4 separate regions of the Homo sapiens genome follow, and all the other regions are linked to region 2. Evidence: chromatin contacts called from ENCODE Hi-C or POLR2A ChIA-PET data. All regions are on one chromosome and are shown on one strand. The core of a region is the stretch at or near the end of the contact, and the rest is flanking DNA. Distances in the headings are between cores, read along the strand shown. Region 1 holds the start of LRBA (LPS responsive beige-like anchor protein). Region 2 holds the start of MAP9 (microtubule associated protein 9). Region 3 holds the start of ETFDH (electron transfer flavoprotein dehydrogenase). Region 4 holds the start of FNIP2 (folliculin interacting protein 2).

The links. Hi-C counts contacts between places; a loop is a spot of excess contacts on that map. ChIA-PET counts read pairs that join two places held with the same protein, here RNA polymerase II (POLR2A). Pooled maps may share reads with other maps.
Region 1: a loop to region 2 is called in a map of B cell, with 21 times the contacts of the local background. The contact joins the promoter of LRBA here to the promoter of MAP9 in region 2. A Hi-C loop is called at or near these places in 2 of 168 maps with a recorded cell type or tissue (B cell and naive thymus-derived CD4-positive, alpha-beta T cell) and 8 of 50 pooled maps. POLR2A ChIA-PET finds 5 or more read pairs at or near these places in 1 of 52 experiments (OCI-LY7).
Region 3: a loop to region 2 is called in a map of CD8-positive, alpha-beta T cell, with 10 times the contacts of the local background. The contact joins the promoter of ETFDH here to the promoter of MAP9 in region 2. A Hi-C loop is called at or near these places in 3 of 168 maps with a recorded cell type or tissue (CD8-positive, alpha-beta T cell, ascending aorta and naive thymus-derived CD4-positive, alpha-beta T cell), 1 of 37 single-sample maps with no recorded cell type and 11 of 50 pooled maps.
Region 4: a loop to region 2 is called in a pooled map, with 21 times the contacts of the local background. The contact joins the promoter of FNIP2 here to the promoter of MAP9 in region 2. A Hi-C loop is called at or near these places in 6 of 50 pooled maps.

What each region holds. Positions count from the first base shown.
Region 1 is chr4:151,013,313-151,017,129 of GRCh38, forward strand. It overlaps LRBA (LPS responsive beige-like anchor protein), which reads right to left and starts at 1,972. Exons shown (of 57, transcript NM_001364905.1): 1 at 1,890-1,972; 2 at 1,115-1,549. The coding sequence starts at 1,330. RefSeq lists enhancers at 1,402-1,581, 1,762-1,891, 2,243-2,840 and a silencer at 2,392-2,541.
Region 2 is chr4:155,375,607-155,379,603 of GRCh38, forward strand. MAP9 (microtubule associated protein 9) reads right to left here and starts at 1,359. Exons shown (of 14, transcript NM_001039580.2): 1 at 1,165-1,359; 2 at 170-308. The coding sequence starts at 244. RefSeq lists an enhancer at 812-1,241.
Region 3 is chr4:158,670,627-158,674,687 of GRCh38, forward strand. It overlaps ETFDH (electron transfer flavoprotein dehydrogenase), which reads left to right and starts at 1,670. Exons shown (of 13, transcript NM_004453.4): 1 at 1,670-1,864. The coding sequence starts at 1,831. C4orf46 (chromosome 4 open reading frame 46) reads right to left here and starts at 1,261. Exons shown (of 2, transcript NM_001008393.4): 1 at 990-1,261. The coding sequence starts at 1,175. RefSeq lists enhancers at 240-876, 877-1,513, 1,356-1,915, 1,517-2,018 and a silencer at 866-935.
Region 4 is chr4:158,767,305-158,771,361 of GRCh38, forward strand. It overlaps FNIP2 (folliculin interacting protein 2), which reads left to right and starts at 1,722. Exons shown (of 17, transcript NM_020840.3): 1 at 1,722-2,015. The coding sequence starts at 1,909. RefSeq lists a silencer at 1,463-1,672 and an enhancer at 1,630-2,367.

The sequences.
Region 1 (3,817 bases), core at 722-3,221, 4.4 Mb before region 2:
GATTCTTTAAGTTGATGGGCAAGAGAGGCTGGAATAAAGAAATCTAAAAAGTCTCCATTATAAATGATAACCAAGCCAGGCACAATGGCGCATGCCAGTAGTTCCAGCTACTTAGGAGACAAGAGGGGAGAATCGCCTGAACCCAGGAATTCAAAACTAGCCTAGGCAACAGAGTGAGACCTCATCTCTAAATAAATAAGTTAATGAATTAATTAAAGGTAGAATTGTATAATATATGAATTATACCTCAATTTAAAAACAATTTAAGCCCTATACAGTGATGCATGCCTATAGCCACAACTACTCATAAGACTGAAGCAGGAGGATAGCTTGAACTTAGGAGTTTGAGAACAGCCTGGGCAACATAGAGAGGCCTCATCCCCCTCCCACCCCCACCCGAAAAAAAGCATTCATAGCTCATCTTAGTATAATCAGCAACTTCCAATGACTAACTATGCTTTCCTGCTAGACATGAATTTATAAAACACATAAAAATTATACTGTATCTGCTTCAATTCCTTTTTTCATATTGCCATTCAATTTTCACAAGATTACTTTAAATGCAATCCTAAATTCATCACCAATTTAACTTTTGTTAGTTATGTCTAAAAATAAAACTAGTCAAAATTAAAAATACTAACTTTGCAGCAAATTAATCTTGCATCAGCACTACAAACAAATTTTTAAACTTATTGTAGCAAAACATAACTTCGACAGAATCAAAGACATTAATTCTCAAGTCCAAAAAAAGGTCACAAGAAATTATTTAAAGTGGTAAAGGGAAACGCAGACTTAGGCATACAAGCCAAGAAAAAAAAAATTAGAGATAACTCCTCCGCTAGAACCTCCCCCCAATACTTCCATAGCAACAATTATTTCCTTAGCACAAAAGTGATGTGTTCACTTTCACAAAACCTGGATCATCTAAGTTTGCACAATTCCCTTCAATCTAAAAAACAGATGAAATTGTTTCATTTAGGTGAGTAGAATTTTGTGTCCCTATACACGAAAAAAGTCACCATCAGTGTGAGTAAACCACATGGCTCCAGCTTTAAGATCTTGTTCCCCAACCCACTGAAAAGAGTATATGCTTATAAAATATTCATGGACTTACCAGGTTAAAGACAGTTTCTACAATATCCCTATTGGATACTTCTCCAACTTCAACCAAACCGGTCAACACGGCAAATTTCATTCTGATGCCCCTGATGGGGAGCCCTGGTTTCAGAGACAATGCACCCCCTTCAGTAGGGGTTTCTTCTCTCCCTCCACCTCCCCCGTCATCACCTGTTGGTGGCGGGGAAGGGACACGATTGTCTTCGCTAGCCATTGCTAGCTCACGATAAAGGACAACTCAGAGTCACCCTGGGACGGCAGTCGCTGCACTGGTAATGAGCACAACACACGCAATGCAAAACGAAAGGGTCCCTCTTCCAACTTGTGGAGATACCCCAAAGCAGTTGATGTGGAAAGTCCTTGGCGTCGCCCTCCTCCTCTTGGAGAATATTTGTCCAATCTCTCTCCCCGAGGCTGACAACAACGCCAAACCCTATTGGAAGATTAAATATATGTTAAATAGGCTAGGTTTTGTTTTAGGGTTTTGAGGGGACAAGAGGGAAATAGTTATTGTCGGTCAAGTAAGTTACTAAAGGCACCCCACTACTAGCCACCCGCTTCTCCCGGGCTCAAAAAGCTGGGTTCTGGGTGAAGGCAGGTCCAAGAGGCCCCCGAACAGGCTCACTCCTCCCCCACTCTCGTGCAGGTTCTAGGCGCAGGGTAACCTCTCCTCACAGGTGCACTAGAAAGAGAAACTGTCGCGGGGAAAGGAGGGATCGGAGGAAAGAAGGGGGGCCCACAAGCTATCACAGAGGTAGAAAGTTCTTCCTCACCCAGATACTCCGGACTCGTCCTCACCCCCCGCCCAGGAGCAGCGAGACCGAGGTGGCGGCGGAGATCCAGGGCAGGAAAAGGCGGGGGAAGGGGGCGGTGATTATTCTAAATGCTCGGCCCAGTGGGAGGAGTGAAGCACCTCTCTCAGGCACCTGAGATTCGACGGGAAGGGGTGGGGAGGTGTGTGTGGTGGCAGGAAGGGAGGGGAGCGGCCAGAGAAACCCAGCGGCCACCGCAGGGAGAGAAGGGAGGACAGAGAGGTCAGTGCACCTGGTCGCAGCCTCCAAGTTTCCCTAGTCCGCTCCCCGGGAGTCCGCGGCTGCACAGAACTCCATGGCTTCCTGGCCCGCCCCGCCCCTGCGCTCAGCCTTTGCAAAAGCAGCCGCTGCTGGCGCTACGGGCGCCGCGGCTGAGGCTGCTGCGAGTGGTGAGGATGCTACTGCCACAGCTCGCCCCGCCACGGGTCGCGCGGCTGTCGTGTGCCCACTGAAGCTGCTCCCGGCCGCCATGACAGCGCCGAGTGCTGCCGGGCGCGGCGTGCGCGTGCGCGAGCGCGAGTGCGCGGGGCGGGAGGGCGCGAAGGCGGAGGCAGCCGCGCGGCGGGGGCGCGGTGACGACGCGCGGACAGCCAAGGGGGCCCCGAGCCAGCCGGAGTGCTGGGCTGGGGCTTCCGGCTGCACTAGGCGCGCTGCTCTGGTAGCACCAGGTGTGTACCCGGCCCGGCGAGGAGAGACCCTTCCGTCCGAGGGCCTACACTTTCCCCTCTCCCACTCTCGGACCTCGGGAGGTGCTTCTGCCAAGTCCTGAGGCGGGGATTTTGGCGCTCCTGCTGTTGTTAAGTTACCGTAGGGTCTCTTGGCGCGGAGGGAACACGCGCTGCGTTGCCTAGGTGTCTCATTGGACTTGGAGAAGAACACCTGAGGCACCTCTACGAGCCAGAGAGGTGACGGCGCTGGAGCCAGTGAGGCTGCTGTCCCTGCCCAATGGGAGCGAGGAGTCCCCACCCCTGGCTGCTTTCAGCTGTTGCCCGCCCGCCGCTCTCGGCGGAGACTTGGAGATTTCCACTGGGATACCTCGGCAGCTGCCGCCATTCGGGAGGGGAGGGGAGGGGACCGAGTCGACGAGGAATGGGAAAGATTCCTTGCTTTGCAGCTGCCGCGCCACGAAACCTCTCCCACATTCATTCTAGGCAGAGGATTCCTGAGACAGCTGCTATAAACAGCGTGGAGACAGGGTTCCTTGTGCCTGTAGACCTCCGAAGGGTTTTTTCCTCTCGTGATTTTCCAATGTGAAGATTAGGCTCGCGTCATTCTCAGAGTAGATCAAAAGATAAATTATATTAGGTAGTACAGATAGGTCCTCATACTCAGTGTCCCTTCTTTCCACCCGCTATTAACAGTAAACCATTCTTCCTAGTGAGTGAAAAATAAATTTAGAGGAAGGTGGTTTTTCACCCACGTGTATCCTTTGAGGTCAAAGGGCCTTTTTAAAAATACGCCTAGCTCCTAAAATGAAAGTGAAGCAAAAAGTGGGATTAAACAAAGGAAGAATTCTAGAGAACTTAGGAAAAAATTATAGTGGTTTGAGAAATAGTTTCCTGAAGAAAAAGTTATTTGAGATGGCCTTGAGAAGTGGACAGAAGCCGGGCGCGGTGGCTCACGCCTGTAATCCCAGCACTTTGGGAGGCCCAAGCAGATGGATTGCCTGAGGTCAGGAGTTCAAGACCAGCCTGACCAATATGGTGAAACCCCCGTCTCTACTAAAAATACAAAAATTAGCCAGGCATGGTGGTAGGCGCCTGTAATCCCAGCTACTCGGGAGGCTGAGGCAGGAGAATTGCCACTGCACTCCAGCCTGGGTGACAGAGGAAGAGCGAGATTCTGTCTCAAAAAAAAAAAAAAAAAAAGACAATTTTAACTCTCACATG
Region 2 (3,997 bases), core at 109-2,608:
TAGGGGAGTTTGTAATACTGGATGGAGCCCAAACATGATCATGTGCAAAACCTCAAAAGTAATATAAGATTTACCCCTGCTTTATATAGGACTGTTCTAGAATCACCAATTTCAACCCATCTAATACAGTGTTTACACTGTGAAATGATTCCAAATAAAAATACTTTACCTGGAAAGTAGTTCTTTTGGTAACTTTTGGACTCTTTGTATATGCCAAAGTGGTGCTAAAAACTTCATCAGACATAGTGTATTTTTTCTCGTTACCTTTATAAAATAGCTAATTATTAGAATTCAACTTCTGATAGTAGCTGAAATATACAAAACAAATCAGACTTCGCATGCTTCAGAATTTATTTTATTACATTTGATTCTACTCTCCCCACAAAGGTCAAAGAAAAGCATCTGATATGAACATTGGGCTACATCTTCACTTAAAAAGGTTCTTGTAAAGAAATAGCAAATTCTCATAACAAGCTTGTTTAAAAAAATTCAAATGGAAGTTATCCTAAAATAGTTTTGCAACTACTTAAAAAGTCTGCAAATAAATGATTACAAGTTAATACGACAAAATGCTGCCAATTAAAATAGAACACCTTATTTTTCACCTCTCTTCTAAAGTATAACATTGCCTTCAAAATAAGTCACGTCTTATTTAAAAGGCCATCAAAAGGATCGTCGGCGTAAAAATTATGAGCACCACCACCAAAAAAAAAATGTATCTATATATTTGCATACAGCGCTATTCAAAGAAAAAGATCGTAATGCTAACCCGCAAACAGCCAGCGAGATGTATTGCAAGCCAATTTTTCCTCTCACAAAAGTGTTAAAGAGAGCCAGACAAAACGACGAAGCTTTCGCGATGAGCCGCATTAAAATCGCGGTTTCCCGTACTCGGAGCAGAGGCCTGGCAGGGCCGCCCATAGCGTTGTGCGCCCCGGGTTCCGTTCCCTACCAGGCCAGGTGACGTCCGGGTGCTCGCCGCTCCTCACCGCGCCGTATGCTGAGCACCAGCGAACGCCAGGCCCGTGCACGTCCAAGCGCGGTCTCTGTCCGGATCCCCCATGGCCCCCAGGTCCCGCTTTCTGTTCCCGGCCCCGGACGCCCGCGGCCAGTTCTCCGCGACCCTGAGAATCAAGAGCCAAGCATCGGGTAGGAGCTGCTCACCTTGGTCTGGGCCTGGCGGCGCCCGCAGAGCCGGTCCTGGACCGAGCGAGGAGGAGGGGCTAATAACAGAGGCGGAGGGCGGTTGCTAGGAAACAGCGTCTTCGGGAGGAAGTGACTTCCCCACCGCCGGGTCTCTCGGGTACCCAACACCGCTCTTCGGCCCAACGTGTCGCTGGGGCAACCACCCAGACGAAGGAAGTGACATCACCTTCCTGGGTCTTTGGAGAGGGGCTCATTATTGGTCGCTTGTGTGCATGTGCTGTTGCCTAGGAGACAGGACCCGCCCAACTCCCACCCAGATAGCCTTACTCTTGCCAATAGAGTAAGGGTCCTTATCTGCACGTGTTGCAAATAAAGCACATTCGTCGTTTTGCCACAGTTAGGACGTGAAGTTCTCTGAATCGAAGTACGGTGTCAGTGGATGGGACAGAATAGTACGGTAGTGAGTTTGCAGAACCCTGTTTCCGACTGCAGGTTTGAATCCTGGTACCCCTTTCCTACACACGTGATTGTCCCAAGTTAAGGTCTTTATGACTCAGTTTCTTCTTCTGGGGGAAAACAAAAGTGTACTAATAATAGACACCTGAAAGGTTGCTGTAAAATTGAATGAAATAATACAAGTGGAACACTTGGAAGAGTGCCTGGAATTGTATTCGATATTAGATATGCTCTTCATGCAACTAAGCCGCAAAGGGCCTGGAGAGACCTCAGCTCTTGTGGACACAACTGAAAGCCCATTTGACATCTTACTTGAATGTAAAACTCCCCCTCTTTGTATACTTAGTGAGTAATCTTATTCCAATCAAACCAAACAAAATGATCCACTAGGCTAAAAGAGCATGTGCTACTAAAGTAAACAAAATCAACATCATTTAATTCGCATAGGAAATTCTTAAAGCAAATAAAAACCAAAAACGTTTATTGAAAGTCTTTAAAATAATATGAATTTTTACTATTTTTAATTTTTAAAAAGCTTAATCCTAGTTGAATTATCTGAATGAATTCATTGACTAGTAATTAAACTCATACCTGGTATTTTTTCCACATCTCTAAAATATGTTAATATTTCACTAATTCAATTTTGTATAAACAAATCACATTGAGATAGAAATTTAATAAATCAATGTATTGAAAAACTAAATGTGCATAACAAGAAATAAGAAATTTAGTAAAATACAATGCTGTATTAATCAGGGTTCTCTAGATGGACAGAACTAATAGTATATATATATTATATTATATATATTATATAATATATTATATATATAATATATATTATATAATATATTATATATATATGTCCACTCATCTGTATCCATTTATGAAGCTGAAAATGTACACCACCTCTACACACACATACCCAGAATAGAAAATGCTCCCTATTTTCTATTAACTCATGGCACTACTGTTGAACCCTTCCAGGTTCACCTCATGCTCCTGGAACCTCCTTTCCACTGTAAAACATTCTCTCACTTTTTCCTCTATAATCGCATTCTTATCTTAGCTAAGCAAAACTATTTTCTGAATAAACTATCTCCCTGAGGGCTTTTCAAATAGGGACTGCTGTAGAAGGAAGATTTCTAAGTTCTCCTAGGTCCTCACATACTCAGTGACTGCTCTCCTATTACTCCAAACCCTTCCTCCTCACAAGCCAATATTCTATGTTCTATTTCTCAGTTTCTGTCATCAATAGATATATAGGCCCTTCTCCCACATTCACTGAATATCTACAGCCAACCTATCCAATACCTGAGATCACACCAAGGTATGGTGTGGCCATGTTCCATTCAATAGAATTCTTTGCTCAATACTCCAAGACTTTCACTTGTCCATACCCCTAATTGTGGGGCTCCGTACTGGAAGTCTTAAACTGTAATACTCCACTCCAAAAGGCCCATGGCTTCCTTTTTTAGTTATTCTTCTCTTGTTATTTCTATTTAGGAACTCATCAAGACATCTAGACTCTTTTTTTTTTTTTTTACTTTTTCTTTCTTTCTTTTTTTTTTAATGCATGTATCTCATCTAAGATGTCCAGACTCTTGAGCTTTTCACATCTTCCCCCAATTTATCAGTTGCTCTCTTTGCTTCCTGCTTCCCTTTCCTAGCTAGCCCAAGTCCCACAATGTAGCTTATGGAGTTCTTTCTTCAGCACTTTCAACTTTCTCACTTCATCATTCCTCTGGGACACAAAACTTGTCCATTGATCATCCAAATTCTTTGACCCAACGTATTTCAGAGTAATAGTGCATCAATCCCAGCTTACAATTTTATTTTATTTTTAGAGACAGGATCTCACTTTTTTTGCCCACTACTGGGCTCAAGCGATCCTCCTGCCTCCATCTCCCCAAGTGCTGGGATTACAGCCATGAGCCACCATGCCCGGCCCCAGCTCGCAACTTTCTGTGTGACCTCAGGTATGTTACTTAGACACTCCTAACCCCAGTTTGTGCATTCATAGGTTGGGATAATACCAACCCCTTCCAGTGCCATTTTAAAGATTTCATACAATACTTTGCACAAATACATATGATAAAATTATTTCCCCACTCAGGACAGTGCCCAGTAGAGCTGGTGAGTCAGTAACTGTGGTTCCCCCGCTTTCCCTCTCCTTACCAAGCTCACCTTCCACCTTCCCTCTAATTCCCGTCCCTATTCTCTTTCATGTGTTTACGTGCCTGTCTCTTCCACTAGAATCAGTTTCTTAACAGCAGCAGTTTCTCAAAATTGACAGTTTGAGCAGAATCATTCTTTGCTGTGGGGGCTGTCCTGTGCATAGTAGAATGGTCAGCAGCATCCCACTCTCCACCCCACTAGATGCCAGTAGCACCCTCCA
Region 3 (4,061 bases), core at 420-2,919, 3.3 Mb after region 2:
AAAACAGTGTTCCTCAATAACACATTAGCACTTCATTCTACATATTTACTTGCAATCAGTTTGTTCTGCAAAAATAAAAGCTGGTTAAGCACTCTAGTCATCCTTAAAAAAAAATACTTGCGGAGCAATGAGATAATCTAGTTCATCCCCTAGTTTCCAATCTGCAGGAAAGGTCAGGCCACAGAACTCTCCCAGGTTACACTCTACATACCTCATTCCACTTGACCCACTCAAGAGAACATAAAACTCCCCTTCCCTGTCTTCTCCCCTCCAGTGGTGTGTGAGTTACGGTTGGGAGGTGGGGTGCTAGTTTCTGGGGATTCGAGATTTAACAGAAACTATCCTAAGTATGCATTCTAGCAATCATACAAAGGGAGGAGTCCTGAACTAAACCGTCAAAGAAGCCAATCCACGTGACCTAAACCCTTCAAGCTGGGTCCAGCGCTAAGCAGGCCTGGGGCAGACAATGGCATTATCAGCTGTCCCTGGGCAGGTGGCCAACTAGAACAGCAGGCTCTAAGTCCCATGGAAAGAAATCACAGCCTGATCTCAAGTACCCACAGAAAGCCAGCAAACTCATGCAGTGAAAACTATTCTCCGAAACCCATGCAATGAAAACTATTCTCCGATGGGAAAGGAGGAGGCAGAGAGCCAGCAACAGGCAGCGCAGAGCTGCGTGGCTTCGGGTTACTGCGGATGATTGAAACCAGAAGGCGAGACAAAAAGAAACCAGTGAGGGGTGGGGCGGGTGGAAGGAAAACCCCTTAAGACTCCTCACCACTAAATCTAAAGGGGGAACCCTCAGAGAGGGGTGGCACTTTAGCTGCTGGCATCCCCCCCGCTTCCCGCCCGCACGCTCTGGGGCGCAGAAGGGCCGGTCGTCCCGGGTCATGGGGGTTGGGGGACCGATTCCCTAGCCTCGCGAGCCCCGCCGCCGCCGGTCTTCCCAGAGGCGCCGAGGGGGGACGCGGTCCCGACACCACACTCACGTCTCCGATCTGCAGCTCCACTTCCTCCAGCTGGTCCACCGTTGGGCCGCTGCTCCTGCTCGGAACTGGCCAGCCCAAACTCACTGGGCCGCCCGGGGAAGATGCTGCAGAGGCGTCTGAAGAGGAGGGAGAAGAGGGAGGCGGCGGGGGCGGCGAAGAAACCTGCAACTCCTCAGGGTCGGCCATGGGGAAGGGTTGGGACCGCGGAATCCGACCCGAGAAGCCGAACCGACACCAACTGTCTTTTAACCACTCGCGCCCAAAGCCGAAAGGCCCCGCCTCCTAACGCCAGAAATCCCGCCCAGTCTCCTCGTGGGTCTCAGCCCCGGACCACAAAGACGTTTCATTTTTCGGGACAGCCAATCATATGAGTCAATTCACCTTAGGCAACTCACGGCTCCTGCGCGAGCCTCCAATCGATCTCGAAGGGCACTCGTAGAGAAAACTACACCTCCCAGGAAGCCGTGTGCGTCGCCCCGCCTTCTACTGCCTTTCACTGCGCGTGCGTCGTGCTGTGGGATTCGCGGACCCCTCTGGCCGCGCTGTGGCTGTTTCACCGCTCCCCGGCTGGGACTTGGAGTCCCTTATCTTTCCCTGGTTTGGTACATGACCCGGAAGCCTCGGCTGGCCGTTGCGTCATCCATGGCGCCGGCGCAGAGCGAGAAGGAGGTGGGAACGCCGTGAAGCAAGAGCGGTCGGCAGAGCGGGGAGGCGAACTGCAGCAGAGTTCTTGCTTTCCGGCAGGTGATGGCGCCCCCCGCGGCCTAGAGGTCCAGCGCCCGCCGCGAGCAGCGGACAGTCCTCCTGTTGTGTCCGACCGAGAGTCCTGGTGACTTTGAACATGCTGGTGCCGCTAGCCAAGCTGTCCTGCCTGGGTGAGAGGAAACGGGCGGTGGGGATAAGTGGAGGAGTTAGGGCAAAAGGGACAAGGCCGGTCCTGGGGGCTGTAGGCACCTCTCGCCCCTTCTCTCATCAGCTTTCTCAGGCTATCTAGGGCAAAGGTCACGCGCTGTCAGCCTGTTGGGGGACCCTGGCTTCCTCCCTCTGGGGTTGCCCCAGTTGGTAGAATTAATATCTAGGCTAAAGGTCAAGGGCGGGGAAAACTTGTCAACACGCCCTCGGCATCACCACCACCTGTCAACACACACACACCTCGGTGGACTCCTGAACTGAGGCTTCCCAAATCCTGGTTCTAATCTTCAAACCTCTGTTGGAAATGGAAAAAAAAAAATCGTATTTGCCCAGTTTTTCTCCCTGGTCCTGACCTGACTTTCGTCTTCGGAGCCATTCTAGTTCAGTCTAAAGAAATTGAAGTCTGATCTGTCACATCATGGTTAACATTCATATGTTGACCAAGTCACCCAAGTGTATCTGGAGCCAGTTTTTCTGCGTTGTCTAAAATTAAGGGCTGGGCGTGGTGGCTCAAGCCTGTAATCCCAGCACTCTGGGAGGCTGAGGCGGATGGATCACCTGAGGTCAGGAGTTCAAGACCAGCCTGGCCAACATTGTGAAACCCCATCTCTACTAAAAATACAAAAATTAGCTGGGCGTTGTGGCCCACTCCTGTAATCCCAGCTACTCAGGAGGCTTAGGTAGGAGAATCACTTGAACCCGGAGGTGGAGGTTGCAGTGAGCTGAGATCGCACCACTGCACTCCAGCCTAGGTGAAAGAGCCAGACTCCGTCTCAAAAAAAAATTAAATTAAATTAACTCTAAGGGCTTTATCGTGTTATGGGTATTCTGTGAACCATCGTGACAGATGAAGTTGGATGGTCTTTTTAAAGTTTTACTTAAATTTTTGTTGTTGTCGTTAATTCAAACAGAAAAGTTCCCTAAAGGATCTCATATTCTGTCATAACTGGCTTAATTTTTTTAAATCTTTAGTTTACTTAAGTTTTGGTGATAGAATCATTAAGTCTAAATATTCCAAATTCAAGGATATTCTTATGAAATTTCATGAAAGTAGAATTTTGTTAAATTTGGCTTCCATATATTAAGAAATTAGAACTTTGTTTAAATTTCATGTCACCCATGCATTTTTTGCTGCACTTAATGTATGGATAAGATGGTGTTTGGAACGTTAAAGTAGTCAGATGCTATCTGCCTTAGAGCCTAATTTAGATGCAATCAGCCTTGGGCCCAGTGCTAACCAAATTCCACTACCATTTCTGTTTTCTTTGGATGGCAATTCATTGCCATTTTCGTAGCCTGCTGGCATGAAAGAGGTAGACACCAATGTGCCATCAGTGTGACTTTGATATGGTGATGCTATGAGTTCAGTGGACTTTGTGACTTCTCTTCTCAACCACGGAGACTGAATATTCCAATCTCTAAAGTGAGATATCAGATGTGTTTTCAGAAAAGGGGTAAAGGTTGTGACTTTTTTTTCCAATCCTTTGGAGAAATTCAGACTACACAGTTCCAAATATTCTCAAGAAAATCAGTAGCTATACAAGCAGTAGAAATAGTTTGTCATATGTCAGTCATCAGTTTTCAGAAGTAAATAACTTCTATGCACTAAACTACAATGCATTGAAAACTAAATATTTTAAATATTCGTTATAGTGTATTTGAACTCTTGAACTGAGTTCTAGAATATCTTTATGTATTTAATATACTTTTTTTTTTCCAAAATTGAGGATAGGTGAATAGTTATCTAAGGCTTAAAAAGTGTTGCCAATATAGTTTTTTTGTTTTTTGGGGTTTTTTTGACACAGTCTTGCTCTGTTGACCAGGCTGGAGGGCAGTGATGTAATCTCAGCTCACTGCAACCTCTGCCTCCCGGGTTCAAGTGATTCTCGTGCCTGAGCTTCCGTAGTACCTGGGATCACAGGTGCCCACCACCATGCCTAATTTTGTATTTTTAGTAGAGACGGGGTTTTGCCATGTTGGCCAGGCTGGTCTCAAACTCCTGGCCTCAAGTGATCCTCCTACCTCAGCCTCCCAAAGTGCTGGGATTATAGGCATGAGCCACCATGCCTGGCCCCAGTGCTATAGTTTTTAGTATGCGTAAGTAAGTTCATTTCTTTGCCACTTTAAAAAAAATGACCAAACACAGATTTTTATTGCCTT
Region 4 (4,057 bases), core at 472-2,971, 3.4 Mb after region 2:
TGGACTGGGTTGGAACTGAAAGAGTCCTAGGAAGTGAGGAATGAGGCACAATATGTCAAATTCCTCTTCTATATGCAGTTACAAAAGCTGCTAGGCTCATGAGGAACATGCAGATTTTAGTCTGGAGAATAAAGGACATTTTCTGACCAAGGATGGAGTAAGGAAAGGTGGTGAGTTGCTGGCCACAGTATGACCTGGGACTGTATCTGAAAGTCACAACGTATAAAGCCAATACCTTCTATATAGCATCCTGACCAACACTGGCAGCCCTATGAGGTAAAGGCCTTCAGCAAACAGAAATAGCAAAGTTGCAAATTAGGGTTCTGTGTACACTCAATTGTGCAAAAGGATGATTGCTCATCAGGATAAACACTTAATCCACCATTTTAACAGTAAAAGTCCGAAGGAAACAAATGACTAAGTTTCCATTTCTACCACCTTTCTCTTACCTTTGTGAAATTTCAGCACATTATTCACAGCTAGTTCCCAACCAAGTCCAGAAACTAACACAATTAAAAAAAGAAAATGCAAAGTAAAATAGGCCCAGAATAGGTTCTTTTGATTACTTATGTTTTTGGAAATATATTTTCCTTTTTGAGTCTCCAAGAGTCCTCCTCTCAACAAGTGTAAGAGAGCCCAGGTGAGTCACTGTTCACTACTCATGGAGAAGCTAGAAGAGGCATGGTTGGGGTCTTACTAACTTTATCTCTATTTCCCATCATCGGAAAAATTCGTGAAGCCCAACGCTCTAAAACATAGATTAAGAAGTTGCTTTGAGTCTGGTAACGTGTCCTACACTGGCTGTTTAGAGCCCTGCACCACCAAGGATTAAATTCCAAAGGGGACTGGGGTGGGACAGGGCAGGAAAGCGGACTCAAACACATGAACTCCTCCCTTCCTCAAACCAAATATCTGCTGCTGATATGCCTTGATTGACTGTTAAATATGTATTAGGAAAAACAATCCCTTGCTATAAAATATCTTAAGTTTCTAAATCTATGTAGTGAGTTCTGTGTGTGTGTGTGTGTGTGTGTGTGTGTGTGTGTGTGTATGTTTTAAAGGGGGGACTTAATATTTCAAATGCAACTTCTTATATAACCATGGTATGGTGGCCCAAGACGCCAAACAGAACAAATGATTTGGATAAACAGTTTAAATTTTGTGAAAGCCTGGAGGAATCGAATTTGGACATGGAGGAAACCTGACAAAACCTTGGGTGCTATGTGATTCAAATCACAGCCCACCGAAGCGGCCACCGCGCGTACCAAGCCTTCCCCCCTAGCATACGCCTTCTGTGAACGGGCTCTTGTACCTGAACAAAGCGAGGACCCAAGTTCAGGGGCTTTGTCTCTAAAGAACAAAGATCGGCCTAGCTGCATGCTCGCTGTGCGAAAGAACCCAGGCTCCGTGGGAACCCCACGCCACTCGCGGAGCTGCGCCCCGGCGGCCGCCCTCGCCCCTCGGGCCCCTTTAAGTGCCGCGCCTGCCCCCGTCCGCGTCCCCCGCGTGCCCGGAGTACTGGGCCGCCCGCCCGCTCCTGGCCGCACCTCCCACCTCCCGCCTCCCGCCGGGGTTACGTGAGCCCGGGGCGGGCGGCCGCCGGGCCAATGGCCGCCGCCGGGGCCGCCGCGCTCCTCCCGCGCCGCCGCCGCCGCCGTGGGGCTGCGGGCTCCTCCCGCAGGAGATAACTGTCAGCGCGCGAGGCGGTGGCGGGCCGGCTCAGTCATATGACCGGCAGCCGGCGGCTCCGGCGCCGAGCAGAGTTACTCAGTCGCAGCGGCCCCGCGCTCCCGCAAGGCTGGGCGGCCGCGCCGCCGCGATGGCCCCGCCACCGCGGCCGCCGCCCCCGGCTGCGCGCTGAGCCGCCGGCCCCCCGAGCGCCACGGCCGGAGCTGCGGCGGCGGCATCATGGCCCCGACCCTGCTCCAGAAGCTCTTCAACAAAAGGGGCAGCAGCGGCAGCTCCGCGGCGGCGTCTGCCCAGGGCAGGGCTCCTAAGGAAGGACCCGCCTTTAGGTGAGGGGGCGCCGGGGGGCAATTCTGGCGCGGGACCCGAGTTGGCTTCGGTGCTCGCCGGGGAGGGGACGGGTAGGGGAAAGGGAAGGGACTGTCCAGGACGGCGCTGCCTATCGCCGGCACCTGGTCCCGGGCTTGTCAGCGTGGACGCGCCTGATCCGAGTGTGGCTCCGGACCCTCCGTGACCCTTCCTCCCGCTCTTTCTCCACAACTCAGGGTCCTTCCCCATTTCAGAGTTCTCTTGTGTTCCTTGGGGTTCCCGGGCGTGCGCTGTGCTTGGCTGTGGCGACCGGAGATTCTCCGGTTATTGGGGTGAACCCCTTCCGGGCAGAGCCGCCTGGGCACCTCTGCGGGCCCAGCAAAGCTGTGAGCTGTCATTTTGAGGGCAGCTCCAACCTATTGTGTACGTGACAGTGTTTTGAAGTTCTGAAGGAGCAACAGTCACGAAAAAGGCATCTTTCTTCTTTCTTGCCATATATGACAAGCTCTCAAACGGATGAATGAAAGTATGTAATTTCCACATCATGTGGAAGGTTGATGCCGCATGATGTGTGGAAAGGGGGAGTAAGATGCAATTATGAAATTTCCGAGATTTCAATTGATCAAAGCTGATATGTATATTTAATAGATTTGATCTCTCGAACACATACCTTTGAATATTGATAGCATTTATGGAGAGCTTACTACCTAAAATGCTTTATGTTGATTTCTGTCGTTTACTTTTCTGACAATGCGGTGAGGTGGGTGCTATTATAATTCCCATTTTACAGGTGAGGAAACTTAAAGTCACAGATAACTTAGGCGGCTTGCCCAAAATCCAGCTGTCAGTGGTAGAGCCTGTGTTTTGACCCAAGCAGTTTGACCACAGATTCCAGTCTTTAAAATCCCTATGCTATTCTGATTTCAAGGGCTAACTTTTAAAAGACGCCTTAAAATGTCCTATATTGCCTTTGAGCACAGGTATGTTGAGAAGTTTATTTAACAATTTTTCAACACATTTTAAAATTGAGCACCAACTCCCAATTCTGACACTATGCTAGGTGCTTTTTGGCCAAAATGTCTTGCAAAAACAGTTCACTGTTAAACAGATCTAGACCCAGTATAATAAACCTTTAAAAGTTTCAAGTGAAACTTTGAAATAAATTCTGGATTAAGTTTTATGTTCTAGATTTTGCTTTTCTTGAATTCCATCATTTAAAACAGTCTCTCACTGTGGTCATGTGAAAATTAAACGTGTGTGTGTGTGTGCACGCGCGCTCATGGAAGGCATATTGTGAGGACCTTAAACTCCCCAAGTTAAATTCTCATGTTTTCTTTAGGCTAACAAGCCTTATAATTTGAGTGGGAATTCTATGCCTTTTGTTAGGCTGAGTATTAGTGATGCCATGTACCTTCTCAGAATGGTAGAATTACTTCGGACCTAAGGTGTGTAATTTCGTCCCTTCCCTCCCTGTAACCCAGACTCCATCAGGGGTACAAAGCCTGGAGCGGAAGGAGCATGTTACAGGTGTCTGTACTTTGACAGCTCTTGCCAAGGACATTTAAAGCCATTTGAATGCAGGAGGAGATAGTGGCGGTTACTTGTCATTGTTTTCTGTGCTCCTTGCCTAATTGCCTACCACCATTTCCGCTATCCACAAGTTTAACTGAGTGTATTTGAACAAAAAAAATATGGCTATATTTAGGGTTTTGGGCCATATTAGGGAAATTGATTCCCACTTCATGGGAACATTTTCAGTAGTGTTCTGACTTCTCATTTGTGTATAATGAAGAACAGAAAATCGTGCCAAGTACGGTCTTTTTTTTGACCTCATTGGGATTTTCTACAAGAATTTGAGATCGATGTTTTTGGAGAATTTGGGGATCCCAGTTGAACATCCTACTTGATGAGGGCCCCCTTCAATAGTGTCCCTGATAGAGGTCACCATGGAAAAGAAAGTAAAGTAGCAGATGTGAGCAAGGATGCTGGACGATGGGAACAAACCATCCTGTGCTCACCAGACTGACAAAGGAGACCCCAAGCAAGTCTTTCCTTTTGCTCT